Regions from separate parts of the Homo sapiens genome. Here regions 1, 2, 3 and 5 are each linked to region 4. Evidence: chromatin contacts called from ENCODE Hi-C or POLR2A ChIA-PET data. All regions are on one chromosome and are shown on one strand. Each heading gives the region's core, a stretch centred on a gene start or an enhancer-like site at or near the end of the contact. The rest is flanking DNA. Distances are from core to core; before and after follow the strand shown.

The links. Hi-C counts contacts between places; a loop is a spot of excess contacts on that map. ChIA-PET counts read pairs that join two places held with the same protein, here RNA polymerase II (POLR2A). Pooled maps may share reads with other maps.
Region 1: a loop to region 4 is called in a map with no recorded cell type, with 5 times the contacts of the local background. The contact joins the promoter of LINC02397 here to the enhancer-like site in region 4. A Hi-C loop is called at or near these places in 3 of 37 single-sample maps with no recorded cell type and 10 of 50 pooled maps. POLR2A ChIA-PET finds 5 or more read pairs at or near these places in 2 of 52 experiments (GM12878 and activated B cell).
Region 2: a loop to region 4 is called in a pooled map, with 3 times the contacts of the local background. The contact joins two enhancer-like sites. A Hi-C loop is called at or near these places in 1 of 168 maps with a recorded cell type or tissue (CD4-positive, alpha-beta T cell) and 8 of 50 pooled maps. POLR2A ChIA-PET finds 5 or more read pairs at or near these places in 4 of 52 experiments (CD4-positive, alpha-beta T cell, T-cell, activated naive CD4-positive, alpha-beta T cell and 1 more).
Region 3: a loop to region 4 is called in a map with no recorded cell type, with 2.0 times the contacts of the local background. The contact joins two enhancer-like sites. A Hi-C loop is called at or near these places in 1 of 168 maps with a recorded cell type or tissue (naive thymus-derived CD4-positive, alpha-beta T cell), 2 of 37 single-sample maps with no recorded cell type and 7 of 50 pooled maps. POLR2A ChIA-PET finds 5 or more read pairs at or near these places in 2 of 52 experiments (endothelial cell of umbilical vein and naive thymus-derived CD4-positive, alpha-beta T cell).
Region 5: a loop to region 4 is called in a map of CD4-positive, alpha-beta memory T cell, with 8 times the contacts of the local background. The contact joins the promoter of LINC02404 here to the enhancer-like site in region 4. A Hi-C loop is called at or near these places in 2 of 168 maps with a recorded cell type or tissue (CD4-positive, alpha-beta memory T cell and naive thymus-derived CD4-positive, alpha-beta T cell) and 9 of 50 pooled maps. POLR2A ChIA-PET finds 5 or more read pairs at or near these places in 4 of 52 experiments (CD4-positive, alpha-beta T cell, CD4-positive, alpha-beta memory T cell, activated CD4-positive, alpha-beta T cell and 1 more).

What each region holds. Positions count from the first base shown.
Region 1 is chr12:92,465,429-92,467,928 of GRCh38, forward strand. It overlaps LINC02397 (long intergenic non-protein coding RNA 2397), which reads left to right and starts at 1,251. Exons shown (of 2, transcript NR_144532.1): 1 at 1,251-1,574. RefSeq lists a silencer at 885-1,179 and enhancers at 892-1,399, 1,156-1,305, 1,506-1,595, 2,376-2,435.
Region 2 is chr12:92,552,171-92,554,870 of GRCh38, forward strand. No RefSeq gene overlaps it. Among named protein-coding and RNA genes, the nearest start is that of LINC02397, 87 kb to the left of the region's middle. RefSeq lists enhancers at 1-151, 1,281-1,470. Within about 2 kb of position 1,346, at least 19 of the 41 ENCODE cell types and tissues checked have a DNase peak (open chromatin) inside an H3K27ac peak, as active enhancers do.
Region 3 is chr12:91,816,399-91,819,098 of GRCh38, forward strand. No RefSeq gene overlaps it. Among named protein-coding and RNA genes, the nearest start is that of LINC02404, 58 kb to the right of the region's middle. Within about 2 kb of position 1,318, at least 3 of the 41 ENCODE cell types and tissues checked have a DNase peak (open chromatin) inside an H3K27ac peak, as active enhancers do.
Region 4 is chr12:92,207,378-92,210,077 of GRCh38, forward strand. No RefSeq gene overlaps it. Among named protein-coding and RNA genes, the nearest start is that of BTG1-DT, 63 kb to the left of the region's middle. RefSeq lists an enhancer at 1,667-1,756. Within about 2 kb of position 1,399, at least 12 of the 41 ENCODE cell types and tissues checked have a DNase peak (open chromatin) inside an H3K27ac peak, as active enhancers do; they include CD4-positive, alpha-beta T cell and GM12878, where a contact is called at or near this core.
Region 5 is chr12:91,874,003-91,876,702 of GRCh38, forward strand. It overlaps LINC02404 (long intergenic non-protein coding RNA 2404), which reads left to right and starts at 1,301. Exons shown (of 3, transcript XR_945201.2): 1 at 1,301-1,402.

The DNA.
Region 1 (2,500 bases), core at 1-2,500, 260 kb after region 4:
TTTTTTCTCTGTATTCCAGACTCCTGGCATTTAATCTATTGGGTGGGAATAAATGACGTAAATTGTACTCATATTTGCAAAAAGCCCAAAAAAGATGTTAAGGCTGTTAACAACAGACGTCTACGCTACAGTTGAAATGGGCTAGGTGAATTGAGACAGAATTCTATGAACATTTTATGAAGCTTTCCTTAAATTTCTAATTGAAAATTGCTACTGTTTGTGTTACTGTTGATTCATTTCATTTAAGTCTTGGTCTTGTAGATTCTATTGATACCCCATTCTTGGGGATGAAAAACAATGTTAAATGCGCACATTTGTTAGGAAAATGGGCTGGGTGGGAGACGGAAGGCTTTGGCCGCCATCCTAGGGCATTCCTGTGCATTGCGATGGTCAGCATTTCTGTATCTAAACATCGAAAAAGTACAATAAAAATACAGTATTATAATCTGGGACCACTATCATACACGCAGTCTTTCTTGACCAAAACATCCTTATGCCGTGCGTGGCTGTGCTGAGAAGGAGGAGCACTCGTCCTCTCCAAGCACATCCAATTTGCCTCAGTCCTCATGACTCCCGCCCTGTTACCAGAACTGAGCTCATTTGTTATTGAAGTTGCTTTTCTTATACCCAGCCCAGTTTTCCATTGATGCTTCCGCTTATTCTATGTAGGTATTTTCATTTATCACACAATATCCCTAGTCTAAGACTTCATTTGAGGAAAGAAAAAAAAAAAAACCTCTGCTGCTAAAAATAATTTGAAAACTCCTAGACAATAGGACCTTTCAAATCCCTTACAATTCTAACAACCAGTGAATTCATGCTTCACAGCCATTCAGATCTATACGTATGAAATACAAGACATATGTGTTCAACTTTCCTTCATCGCCTCCTTTAAACTTTCTTTTTTCTTTTTTGAGTCAGTCCCTGCAGGAACAGACCAAGTGAGCCCATTAAGAGAACAGTTCATTCCCACCTGCTACCTCGAGCCAGCCAACAATCTCAGCCTCACCACTCCATTCTTGATTATGTAGAACCATTCCAATCCTGAGTGACAGGATTTGCAAAGACAGCTGTTGGGCTCCACAAACATTTGGAGGAGGGGAAAATGTGAGGTTGGTTGCTACATTCTCCTACTTCTTTTTACTGAAAGGAACAGCTGCGATCTTCACATGTAAGATGAAGTAAACAAAAGCTGACAATGCCCAGCACCATTCAGCAGTAAGCATTCAAATGGATTTTTCCTCACCGCGTTTGCAGGCCCGGCACAGTCTCAGTTCCCCACAGCACAGAGAGGAAGCAAGGTCTTTGCATGCCCTGTTCACTTGGCCAAACATTGCCCTAGATGTGCAATTCAACCCATATAAAGCAAGCGTAATTCAAGAGCCCTGACTCTTTCACCATTTCATGATGGCTTATTACTCGCACACGGCATTGTCAGGTTCCAGCAACTCTGTGTGCAGCAGGCAGAAATGCAGTGTTTATCTCTGACAGGCAAACATTCTTAGGCTCATCGGCATGAGTATCCACGCTGAACTGGCTATCGGGGAAGTAGATCCCTGCATGGGAAAGTCAAGGTATGTTTAGAGGGACTCGATGATTCAACCCCATTGGCTGGTTCATTCCTTTTGTTTCCTCTGCCTTTTTATTTGCTTACACAGAAAACAGAGCATTCATTTATTTCTTTTCCCTCTCTCATCTCTATTAACCACTAGGGCCATCTGCCCATCTGAAACTGTCTTTGGCTGCATGGTTGTGAATCCAGGTGACAGTGAAAATGAAGAAGTGGTGATTGTCCCTGCATGTTTTCTCTGAAGGGTTAACTAAAAAAAAAAAAAAAAAAAGCCTTTGTGTCTGTTTCGAGTTCTCCAGTTGAAATACTGTACTCATTGAACTGCAAGAAATAAAACCTGCAAGTAGGCACTGTGCTAATGTAATAGAAATGTGTTAGACAGGGGCACTATTTCTTAAATATGCTTGAATTAAGCAAGTTCTTTTAAAAAGTGGGTGGGACTTTTGATGTTTTACATAGTTATATTTTCAATTTCTTGTGCTCAGTTTAAAACTCAAGATTCTTTGTTTCTGTGTGTGTCATTAGGGCAGGTGTTGGATGACAAGTAAATGCACTGAAAAATGAAAAAAAAAGATTTGTGCCCTAACCTCCATGAATTTGGTGACTTAATATATCCATACAGATCTGACTTTTAATCAAAGGTGCTCACAGGTGGGGTAAGGGATAAGGAGGAATTTGTCTACAGGATCCTTTTATCCTAAGTTGCCTTACAACATCCAATTGTGTTACCGTTTTTTTTTTTTTTTTTACAAACCCATTGCTAGGCTAAGAAGTATTGATTCCATCTAGTTAAACATGTCGAGTGAGAGGAAGTGATCAATGGATTACTTCTTCAAAACATTTATCCCCCCTAGTGGAATCCTCTGATTTTTATAACATTAAAGAGCCAGGTATAGGAGTTGGGAGAAGAATTTAAAATTTGAAATGTCT
Region 2 (2,700 bases), core at 96-2,595, 340 kb after region 4:
AAAAATTCCCCACAGTCACTATCTGACACCTTTTCCTCAGGCCTCCACCTTGCACCTCCCCTGCCCCCTCCAGAATGACTTTGTGTCATTCTTCACTGAGAATGAGGCCATCAGAGAAAGCCTTCCTCATTTCTCCCTTTTCTACCTCTTTATTTCTCTAGATCTTCACCCTCCCTTTTTGGGAGAGGAACACTTCCTCCCTCCTGCAACCTTCCTCCACCTATCTATACTCAAACATTAACTACTAATGTGATCAAAGAATCATTATTCCTTCATTCCATAAATAACTCCACACCAGCACTTGATCCCTGTCTTCCTTTCTCTTCTGTAACTTGTACCACAAATCATGCTTGTTTATTTAATTTCTCCCTCACTACCACCATCTATTTCTAAACCAACAGCCTACTCAAGTCTGCCTGCTTCCCAAGAGTCCTCACTCAATCCTGCTTATCTTTTTGGCCAACCTCCAACTCTCTGGAATTTGACCTCAGGACTTCTTGGAGATGATTGGATGGCTGTTTTTACCTTCTAGTGACCCACTCACTCCTCAGCCTTTATCATCTGACTTTCCAGCCTGCCTATGTGTTTTTTACCCTGTTGCAGCCCCTGCCACCACCCCAGAATGCTGTTCTGTTGCACTCCTACCCGCTATGGGACTGTGTACCTGCCAGGCCTCTAGATGCTGCATCCCTCTCCTTGACCCTCATCTGAAGCCCAACCCTATGCCAATCTATAGAATGAACCCCAATTCAGACAAAAGAGATGTCAAGGTAACCAACTCCACCCTCTGAGATCCACGACTAGCCAAGGCTTGCCATTGCTCCACGTTACATCTCTGTTGTGAGAGCCATCTTGATTCTCATGTGTGAGCCCAGATTTGGCTCTAAGACTGATCTCTTAGTTTCATTCCTGTTCAACCTATTTGTTGAGCATGTATTATGGGCCAGACTCTGGCACACAACTCCTACACATGATTACCCCTCCCGTTCACAACACGGCGATGCTGGAGAGCCCTACATAGTCAGCAGACCCATGCTACAGAGGGTTTGAGGAACTCTTCCAAGGACACACAGCCATTCCATGGTGGAACCAGAACTCAAACAGGCATTCTGATTTTAGAGCCTTTGCTCAATAAATAGTTATAACAGAAGAGAGAGTGGAGACGTGTGTGTGTGTGTGTGTGTGTGTGTGTGTGTGTGTGTGTGTAGGGGTAGAAGATAGTGGTGGGGGAGCTTTCTGAGACCCTGCTACTCATGCCAGATTTTCTGGTCCTGATTAGCTACTGCCTGGCTGCCAGAAGCTGTTATTATCACTCACTCCCGTGCTCCTGTCACTGGGCTTGTGGAAACTTGCCCTTCCTTCTGCTCTCGGTCTCTGATGCTGACAGCTATGCTGGAAAATCCCATGCTGGCCACTGCCACACTTACCAGAGGCATATTGTACGTGCTGGTCTGGACTTCCTGCCTGACCCCTACGTGTCCTGTGCCTGCCCCTTCACAGGAGGTCGGTCTACTTCCTGGCCAGGGCCTTTCCAGCCTGTCTCACCCCTGTGCAGGTAACAGAGCTCTTTTCTCTGCCACCACTTCCCCACGGAGTCTTTTCCATGGTTCTCCCTGACAGAATTCATGCTACATAGTCTTTGTTAACTCATGGCATGCACTTTCTTCCTGCTTCTTTCCTCAATTTATGTGAGATTAAGTTAATACCAACCTATCTTGTTAACCCCTTCTAATACGTAATCTTCTTTATTTTAAAATTTAAATGTTTGTTATATTGAATTCAGTAACTAGAACATTCTCCTCCAAAATAAGAATGGTACAAAAACCTCAAATAAGTAAGTCTGTTGGGGAAAACAAGTTCCCCCAAAGAATAAATCTACCAGGAGAGTAAAAACGATGATAATCAGAACAATGATCAATAATCACTATTGTCAAAGTGCCTGGCAATCACCAAACACCAGATTCATCGGCTCTTCACCGTCCTGTAGGATGACTTCTGTGACTTGCTAAAACCCACACAATAAGTATAATGGTGACAAGACTCAACTCCCAGGCTCTGACATTAAGTCCTATTGTCTTCCTAAAATGCTCCTTAAAGAGAGGATTTCTGTCTCACATGGTCATCTGGATCATTTGAAAACTTCAAGCAGAAAGTCCCAAGGTCACCATTAAATGTTTTCCAAGATTACACATCTTCAAACAGAAACCCAAAATAATGAAAACCAGGAACCAAGACTTCCAGCTTCTCTAATGAGAGTAAGTCTTAGTTCTTTTTCCTTACTCCACAAGAAAAATTATATCTCCCAAGGGGAGTTATGGGCTTTCCAAAAGAGGAGCAAAGGGATTTGAGCTTAGGAAATGAAACTTTGCTCAGCACTCTTCAGGAATGACGTTCTCCTTCCTCCCCTATAACAATGCAAGTGCACATTCATTTTCTTACATTTTAAATCACTGAACAAAAAGGCCTAGTTTTATTTATCCTGCTGCTGCCACTGTGGCAAAACTAAATGTGTGGTGCATAAACTGTTTATAAATCTTGTCTCCAACAAGAGAACTGAGTGTGCACTTTTTGAGGACCTTAGTTCATTCAGAATGATGAGAAAATTTGGGAGAAATTTTTCTCTTGATATAAGAGCTGTATAGGCCAAATGGACTTCCTTTTCTGGCCTAAATGCTGTGTTTATAAAAATGGTGTGCTGTA
Region 3 (2,700 bases), core at 68-2,567, 390 kb before region 4:
CACTTTCAAAACGTTATTTGTAAACATTTTCATACAAAAAAAGAGATGTAAATTTCTGACATTATTATTTATTTGTCCTTATTATTATTATTATTATTATTATTTTGATACAGAGTCTCACTCTGTCACCCAGGCTGGAGTGCAGTGGCGCGATCTCTGCTCACTGCAAGCTCCGCCTCCCAGGTTCATGCCATTCTCCTGCCTCAGCCTCCTGAGTAACTGGGATTACAGGTGCCCACCACCACACATGGCTAATTTTTTGTATTTTTAGTAGAGACGGGGTTTCACCCTGTTAGCCAGGATTGTCTTGATCTCCTGACCTTGTGATCTGCCTGCCTCAGCCTCCCAAAGTGCTGGGATTACAGGTGTGAGCCACCACACCAGGCCTGTCCTTATTAATTTTTATGATTGCTTGTGAATGAAAGCCCATCTTTTGGCTTTCCATTTTTGCATTTCTGAATGTTACCAAATTTCTCTATCCTCTGGATTTTCATGGTATTCTTTTTCATTGTTCTCTTTTGGAACTAATTACATTCCATCTTTATTTATTATCAGGGTCATTTTACCCTAAATCTTTGCCTTTAGGGCCATTAGCATAGGACTGCAAAGTAATATGGTAGTAAGTCATAGCTCCAAGTTTATCAAAACTATAACTGTCCACTGATGAAAACATTCCCCCATTGAGAATTAAGACCTGTACTTTGGCAGAACCTAAGTTCAAGGTAATGGAAAATGTAAATCTACAAGTGGGTTGGTCAGTAAGAATTATACTGAGAGGCTAATGATAATTTTCATTCATTGGTTCCAAAACTCATGTGTTCTAGCCCTTGAGTAAATACTTATTAGCCACAGGTTCAATGTGCACTTCACATTCTGCAAGACATTGTCCCTGAGCACGATTGGAGCATTTTCTAGGTCTGTCTCTTCAACCTCATATTCATTATTTATCAAGTGTGATGCATGCTGTCTCCAAAACTTTTCTCACACTTGACTCCACTAATACTGCTTTGTTTCAAGTCCTTTTCATCTCCTGCTTGACTTTTGCAATTGTTTTCTAACTGATCCTTTTGCTTTTTCTCTTTCATCCATTTTCAGTGGTGTCAGTAAGCATGATCCAAATGAAATGGACCTCCTGCCCTATTTCTAAACCTGCATTTGGAACTGCTTCCTATCCCTATTTACTTTTTACTGTATTACTCATTACTCCACCTACAGCTTCAGCTGACTCTTCGAACTTGACCACTGGCACCACCTTTTGCTTACTTTGGCTGCATTTTTCGAACTGTATTTTAAATCCTCCCTCTGGCAACACTGCCTTAAGCTATCTTGGTCCAGTCTACACCAGGACTAGGACAATGAGGTCTGGACTGGACTACTGTGGACAGTTCTCTTGCCAAATATGCCCTGGCCTGCCAAGAAAGACTTGGACTTTTCACCACTGAAATGGCTGTTTGTTATGCCATGGATGCTTTATATATGCAGTCTCTGTCTAAATGTCCTCCCTTGCTCCCTACTGGCAGGATTACCATTCAAGAATCTGCTAATGTATTGCCTTCTCTAATACATCTCCCCTAGGCACAATAAAAGTATTCATGCATTCTTATAATACTTGACACATAGCAGTCATAGTACCATTACTCTCAATGGCAAAACTGCAATTACTTTTGCACCACCTAATAAGATTTGTAAATGTTTATTACATGCTGGTCTGTGTTAATCACAGGTATTTCACTGGCATATGTGAATCAGTCAGCTCCCAAACTCTGGACTTCTTAAGGGGGGAAATCTATTCTCTTTTCCTTCAATGTCTTTCCTTCATTGTAGCCCAATTCAAGGCCATATAATTAGTGTTCATAAACACTGAACTAAATTAAATCAAATTGTTTGAGATATACTCAGTTTACCATCTTTTCTTAGACATAGTTAACAAAACAGTAATTTTTCCATATTATGCCACTTAACACATTCAAATTTCAAACTTAATTCTTGCCTGAGTCATTCTTCCAGATGACTGGGTTCAGTCATGCATAGCAATTCAATTTACCCTGATTTTAACCTCTTGTTACAATAATGGCTTCCAGGTCAACAGAAAGGACTTTAAAAGCTATTCCAGTAAGGATTGGTGAAGGTGAAGGGAGAGGAGAACAGGCAATAGCCCAATCATGTTTGGTACATGGCATGTTTGCTGTACTTTCTGTCGTGTGTGTGAGGAGCTCTGTTTAACTGACTTGAGGACTGAAGTACTGAACAAGCAAAGAATTGCTCAACTCCCTAGGTAGGTGGGTCTCAGTCAGTATTGAACAGGCAACCCTGTCATTTCAGTGTGATCTGTACTTGTTGGGAAATTGCTGTATGGTGTATGTACAACGTCTTTGCTGCTCACCAAGGTTGAAAACATTTAGTAGTCCACCCATGGGAAACTGAGAGTCTGTCTAGCCTCCAGCCATTGAAGCTTGAAACAAATTAAGTTCCCATCTCTCTCCTGGCTATTTGGGTTTGAACAATCTCTAAAGTGGTCTAGTAAACAGGCAGACAAGACTCCACTTGAGATGTAACCCTGTGTATAACCTAAAGCTAAGGAAAGTTTATGGAATCAACAGGCTGGGGCATGTTAGCTCTATAGTGAAAAATCAAAGAATTGCAATTTAGAGGTAGGGGTAGGGCAAGCCTGTGCTGTTGAATAAAAATGAATGCAATGTG
Region 4 (2,700 bases), core at 149-2,648:
AGGTCTCATCTCCAGAGATTCTGATTCAATGCCTCCGGTATAAGGCCTTGAGATTTGTATAGAAAAGGGAAACAACTCATAAAGCACTTTTTATCTACTTACCTCAGTACTTTTTAGAAGGTAAATATAAATTGTGATGTTATATCTTTGTTTTTAAGATAGCATGTATAATAAGCACTATCAATTTAATAAGTTATTTTTATATTTATTTGTTTGTTTGTTTATTTATTTATTTTGAGACATTGTCCCACTTTTTCACCCAGGCTAGAATGCAGTGGCACAATCATGGCTCACTGTAGCCTCAACCTCCAGGCTCAAGCAATCCTCCTGCCTCAGCCTCCAGAGTAGCTGCAACTACAGGCACCCTCCACCACACCTGGCTAATTTCTGTATTTTTTGTAGAGATGGGGTTTTGCCATGTTTTCCAGGCAGGTCTTCAACCCTGAGATCAAGCACTCCCAAAATGCTGGGATTTTTATAGGCATGAGCCACCACACCCAGCTTTATTTACTTTTTAACTTTTGTGGAAGGCAATCAACACAGTTACTATCAGAAGATGAGTTCATGCACCTAAAAGGAGGGACAGCAAAGGCATTAAATGCAGCTTTCAGGGAAGTCCTTTGTAAATGCCCTGGAGTAGAAGTCGCGTACTTTAATGTGCATAAAAATTACATTGAGACCTTGTTAAATGCAGATTCTGATTCAGCAAGTCTGGAATGAGTAAGAGTCTGCATTTCTAACAAGTTCCTAGGATCCTACTGTTCTGAGCATGACACTTTGAAAAGCAATGCTTAGGCGGGGCGTGGTGGCTCACGCCTGTAATCCTAGCACTCTGGGAGACAGAGGCAGGCAGATCACGAGGTCAGGAGATGGAGACCATCCTGGCTAACATGGCGAAACCCCGTCTCTACTAAAAATACAAAAAAATAGCCGGGCGTGGTGGCGGGCGCCTGTAGTCCCAGCTACTCGGAAGGCTGAGACAGGAGAATGGGGTGAACCCGGGAGGCGGAGCTTGCAGTGAGCCGAGACCGTGCCACTGCACTCCAGCCTGGGCGACAGAGCAAGACTCCGTCTCAAAAAAAAAAAAAAAAAAAAAAAAGAAAAGAAAAGAAAAGCAATGCTTAGTCAACAGCAGGCATCTTCAGACCTGCTGCCCATTTTTGTAAAGTTTTATTGGAACACCTAGTCGTGTCCGTTTGTTTACATGTTCTCTGTGGCAAAGTTGAGTAGTTGCAACAAAGGCTATTTAGTCCACACATCTTAAATGTTTATTAACTGACCCTTTTGTAGAAAAAGTCTGAAGACCTCTGGTCTAGAGTGATTACTATCACAGAAATCTGCAATCAGAATGTGTTAAGTTTGCGTTTGGACTTTGCCACATTTGTCTTTGTGCCTTGTCAGTCAGCTTCTCTGAATCACAGTTTCCTGTCTGTGGGGAGAGGATAAGAATAGCACATGCTTTATAGAGCTGTTGAAGGATTAAGCAAAACAATACCAGTAAGGAGCTTAGCACACAAATATAAGTGTGCTTCAGATACTTGGGGACCGTGTATAAAGTTTATATCCCAGCCGGGTGCAGTGGTTTATGCCCATAATCTCAGCACTTTGGGAGGTTGAGGTGGGAGGATTACTTGAGCCCAGGAGTTCGAGGTCAGCCTGGGCAACAAGATTCTGTCTCTACAAAATATAAAAAATTAACTGGGTGTCGTTGTGTGCACCTGTAGTCCCAGCTACTCGAGAGGCTGAGGTTGGGGGATCGCTTGTGCCTGGGAGTTTAAGGGTGCAGTGGGCCATGATCGCACCACTCACTATGGCATGGGCATGGGTGACAGCAAGACACTGTCTCAATAAATAAGTAAATAATACAAAATGCAATAAAAGCTGCCTAGAATGCATTTTTTTTTAAAGTCTGCATTCCTAGGCTTCACTTGTGAAGATTCAATTCAGGAGGTCTGGGGTGGGGCCTGAGAATCTGTTTTTGAAACATGTTTTCCAGAAGTTTTTTTTTTGTTTTGTTTTTTTGAGACAGGGTCTCACTGTGTCACCCAGGCTCAAGTGCAGTGAAGTGATCTTGGCTCACTGCAACCTCTGCCTCCTGGGCTCAAGCGATCCTCCCACCTCAGCCTCCTGAGTAGCTGGGTCTACAGGTAGGAGCCACCATGCCTGGCTAATTTTTGTACTTTTTGTAGAGATGGGATTTTGCCATGTTAGCCAGGCTAGTCTTGAACTCCTGGCCTCAAGTGATCCACCCACCTTGGCCTCCCAAAGTGCTGGGATTACAGGTGTGAGCCACTGCACCCGGCCAGAAACATGCTTCCCAGAGGATTCAGATGCAAGTGATCCACAGGGCCAAGTATTGAGGGAAATGTTTAGCAACTTCTCTTGTTCACTTCATGTTCACGCCCCCATCCCATTCTGCTTCCTTCCTTCCACCCTCTCTTCACTATCTGTATCATCCTCAGGAAGGGCTGCTGGGCCTTGCTGCTCTGCATTTCTCTGGCTCCAGGTGCTCCACTCAACCAGCCCTATGCCTAAATTTGTTCTCCAGCTTGTCCGCAGGACTCCAGTTTTAGACTTTGATCCTAAATTAACAATACCTCTGAGTGGACATATTACTTACTTCATGCTCAGAACTGCTTTTGAATGATTAGGTTTTCTCTCCTTTGCAGATCTGTTATTGCCCTCCCTTGATCCCATTTT
Region 5 (2,700 bases), core at 51-2,550, 330 kb before region 4:
AAGGTGAAACAAACATGACATTGATAGTTGATAACTACCAAAACCAAGGTCAGGACATGGGGAAATATATCATTCTGTTTATTTTGATATGTTCAAAATTTTCCATCATAAAAACTAAGTATTATCAAATTCTTAGTCATGTGTTGTATTAGGGTAATTAAAATACAAATTAGTAGTGAGTTTGAGGCCAGATTGCTCATCATCCTGGCCCAGTGCAAAAAGCAAATCTGATCATGTTCCCTCCCTTCTTAACAATGTTAACAAACTTTCCATTCTTCACCCTGAAGAATAGTGTGAATTCCTCAGAGTGGCTTTGGTATGAAGAAACTTCATACCATAGATATATGTGCAAAGCAGTGTGCAGAATTCTGTTAGTTATATTATTTATTTAGACTGAGACCATCTCTATGAAGGTTTTATAGATAAAAGTGTATATCAATGAAGGGACTCAAAACTAGATGGATAGTGACAGGGCCTACAGAAAGTTCAAATTTTGGATTCCTTCAGCTTTTTCCTACTTCGATTGTGATAGAAAGAGCTCTAAGATTCTGACTCCTGGAGTCCCCAACCTGTTATAATGTCCTCCCCTTGAATGTGGGCAGAGTAAGTGAATATGGTGGGATATCACTGACTACTAATCATGTGACTTTGAGTTCATCAAAAGGGGGGATGATCCTGGGTGGGCATGACCTAATCAGATGAGTGCTTTAAGGGAAGCGGAAATGGGATAGGGAAGCTCTTCTGTTGGCCTCAGAATGAAGCAAACTGGCATGTTCTGACAGGGCCTATGGAGGGGCTGTGTGGGTGACTTCTAGGACTTAGAGGGGTCTCCAGTTAACAGCTAGTTAGAAATAATTTTCCCAATTGCACAGCTTCAGATAACTGAATTCTGCCAATCACCATGTGAGCTTGAAAGAGGTCCCTGAGCCTCAAACGAGATTATAACCCCAGCCAACTCCATGATTTCAGCCCAATGAGACTATGAACAGAGGACCCAGTTAACCCATACCCAGACCCATAAAAGTCTTCAGATAATACCTACGTGTTTGTGATGATTAATACTGAGTGTCAACTAGATTGGACTGAAGGATGCAAAGTATTGATCCTGGGTGTGTCTATCAGGGTGTTGCCAAAGGAGATTAACATTTGAGTCAGTGGGCTGAGAAAGGCAGACCCGCCCTTAATCTGAGTGGACACCATCTAATCAGCCACCAGCCCAGCTGGAATATAAAGCAGGCAGAAAAACGTGAAAAGACTGGCCTAGCCTCCCAGCCTACATCTTTCTCCCATGCTGGATGCTTCCTGCCCTCAAACACTGGACTCCAGGTTCTTGTTTTGGGACTTGGACTGGCTCTCCTTGCTCCTCAGCTTACAGATGCCTATTGTAGGACCTTGTGATAGTGTGAGTTAATACTTAATAAACTCCCCTTTATCTATCTATCTCTCTCTCTCTCTCTCGTTAGTTCTGTCCCTCTAGAAAACCCTAACTAATACAGTGTTGTTTTGAGCTACCAAGTTTGTGATCACTCATTATGCAGCAGTCAAAAATGAATATGCCCCTTCTCTCCCTATTTCTCTCAATGTTCCAGTCACTCTGAACTTTTCTTAGTTTCCTAATTAAAACATTCCTTCCATAAATTTTGTTCTGCAAGAACTACTCACTTTGCCTGTAATGTCCTTATTATCTTTTCTGCCATTTGATTATTTTTTAACTTTTATTTTAGGTTCAGGAGTACATGTGCAGGTTTGTTATATAGGTAAACTTGTGTCACAGGAGTTTGTTTTGCAGATTATTTTCTCACCCAGATACTAAGCCTAGTATGCAATAGTTATTTTCTCTGCTCTTCTCCCACCTCTCACCCTCAACCCGCAAGTAGGCCTCAGTGTCTGTTGTTTCCTTCTTTGTACGTCCATGAGTTCTCATCATTTAGCTCCTACTTATAAGTGAAACATATGGTATTTGATTTTCTGTTCCTGCATTAGTTTGCTAAGGATAATGGCCTCCAGCTCCATTCATGTTCCTGCAAAAGACATGATCTCATTCGTTTTTATGGCTGCATAGTATTCAATGGTGTATATGTATCACATTTTCTTTATCCAATCTGTCACTGATGGGCATTTAGGCTGATCCCATGCCTTTGCTATTGTCAATAGTGCTGCAATGAACATTCACGTGCATGGGTCTTCAAGGCAGAATGATTTATATTCCTCTGGATATATAGCCAGTAATGGGATTACTGGGTCAAATGGTAGTTCTGTTTTTAGCTCTTTGAGGAATCACCATGCTAATTTTTTCAATGGTTGAAGTAATTTACACTCCCATTAACTGCCTGTTGAGTATTACCCATCCTTCAGAACCCAGATCAACTCTTCCTCTCCTGGAAGACTTGACCAATTGCCCCAGGCAAAGTTTATTCCTCCCTGCTCTAGATTTCCACCATACCCTGTTCTTTCTCTCCCTTCCTTCCTCTCTCTATTTCTCTTAATAGCATATAAATGAGTTGAAAGCAGAAACTCATAATATTCATGCTCAAGTCACTTTGAACTAGGATATAATTATGCTTACAACATAGTAGCCACTCAGTAAATAGCTACTGGGTTAATACACATACTGTTTTTCATTAGAATGCTTCTGGAATTTATTTAAGTTAACAAATATTTATTTTTCAGAGCCTCTGAAAGCTGTAATGGACAATAAGA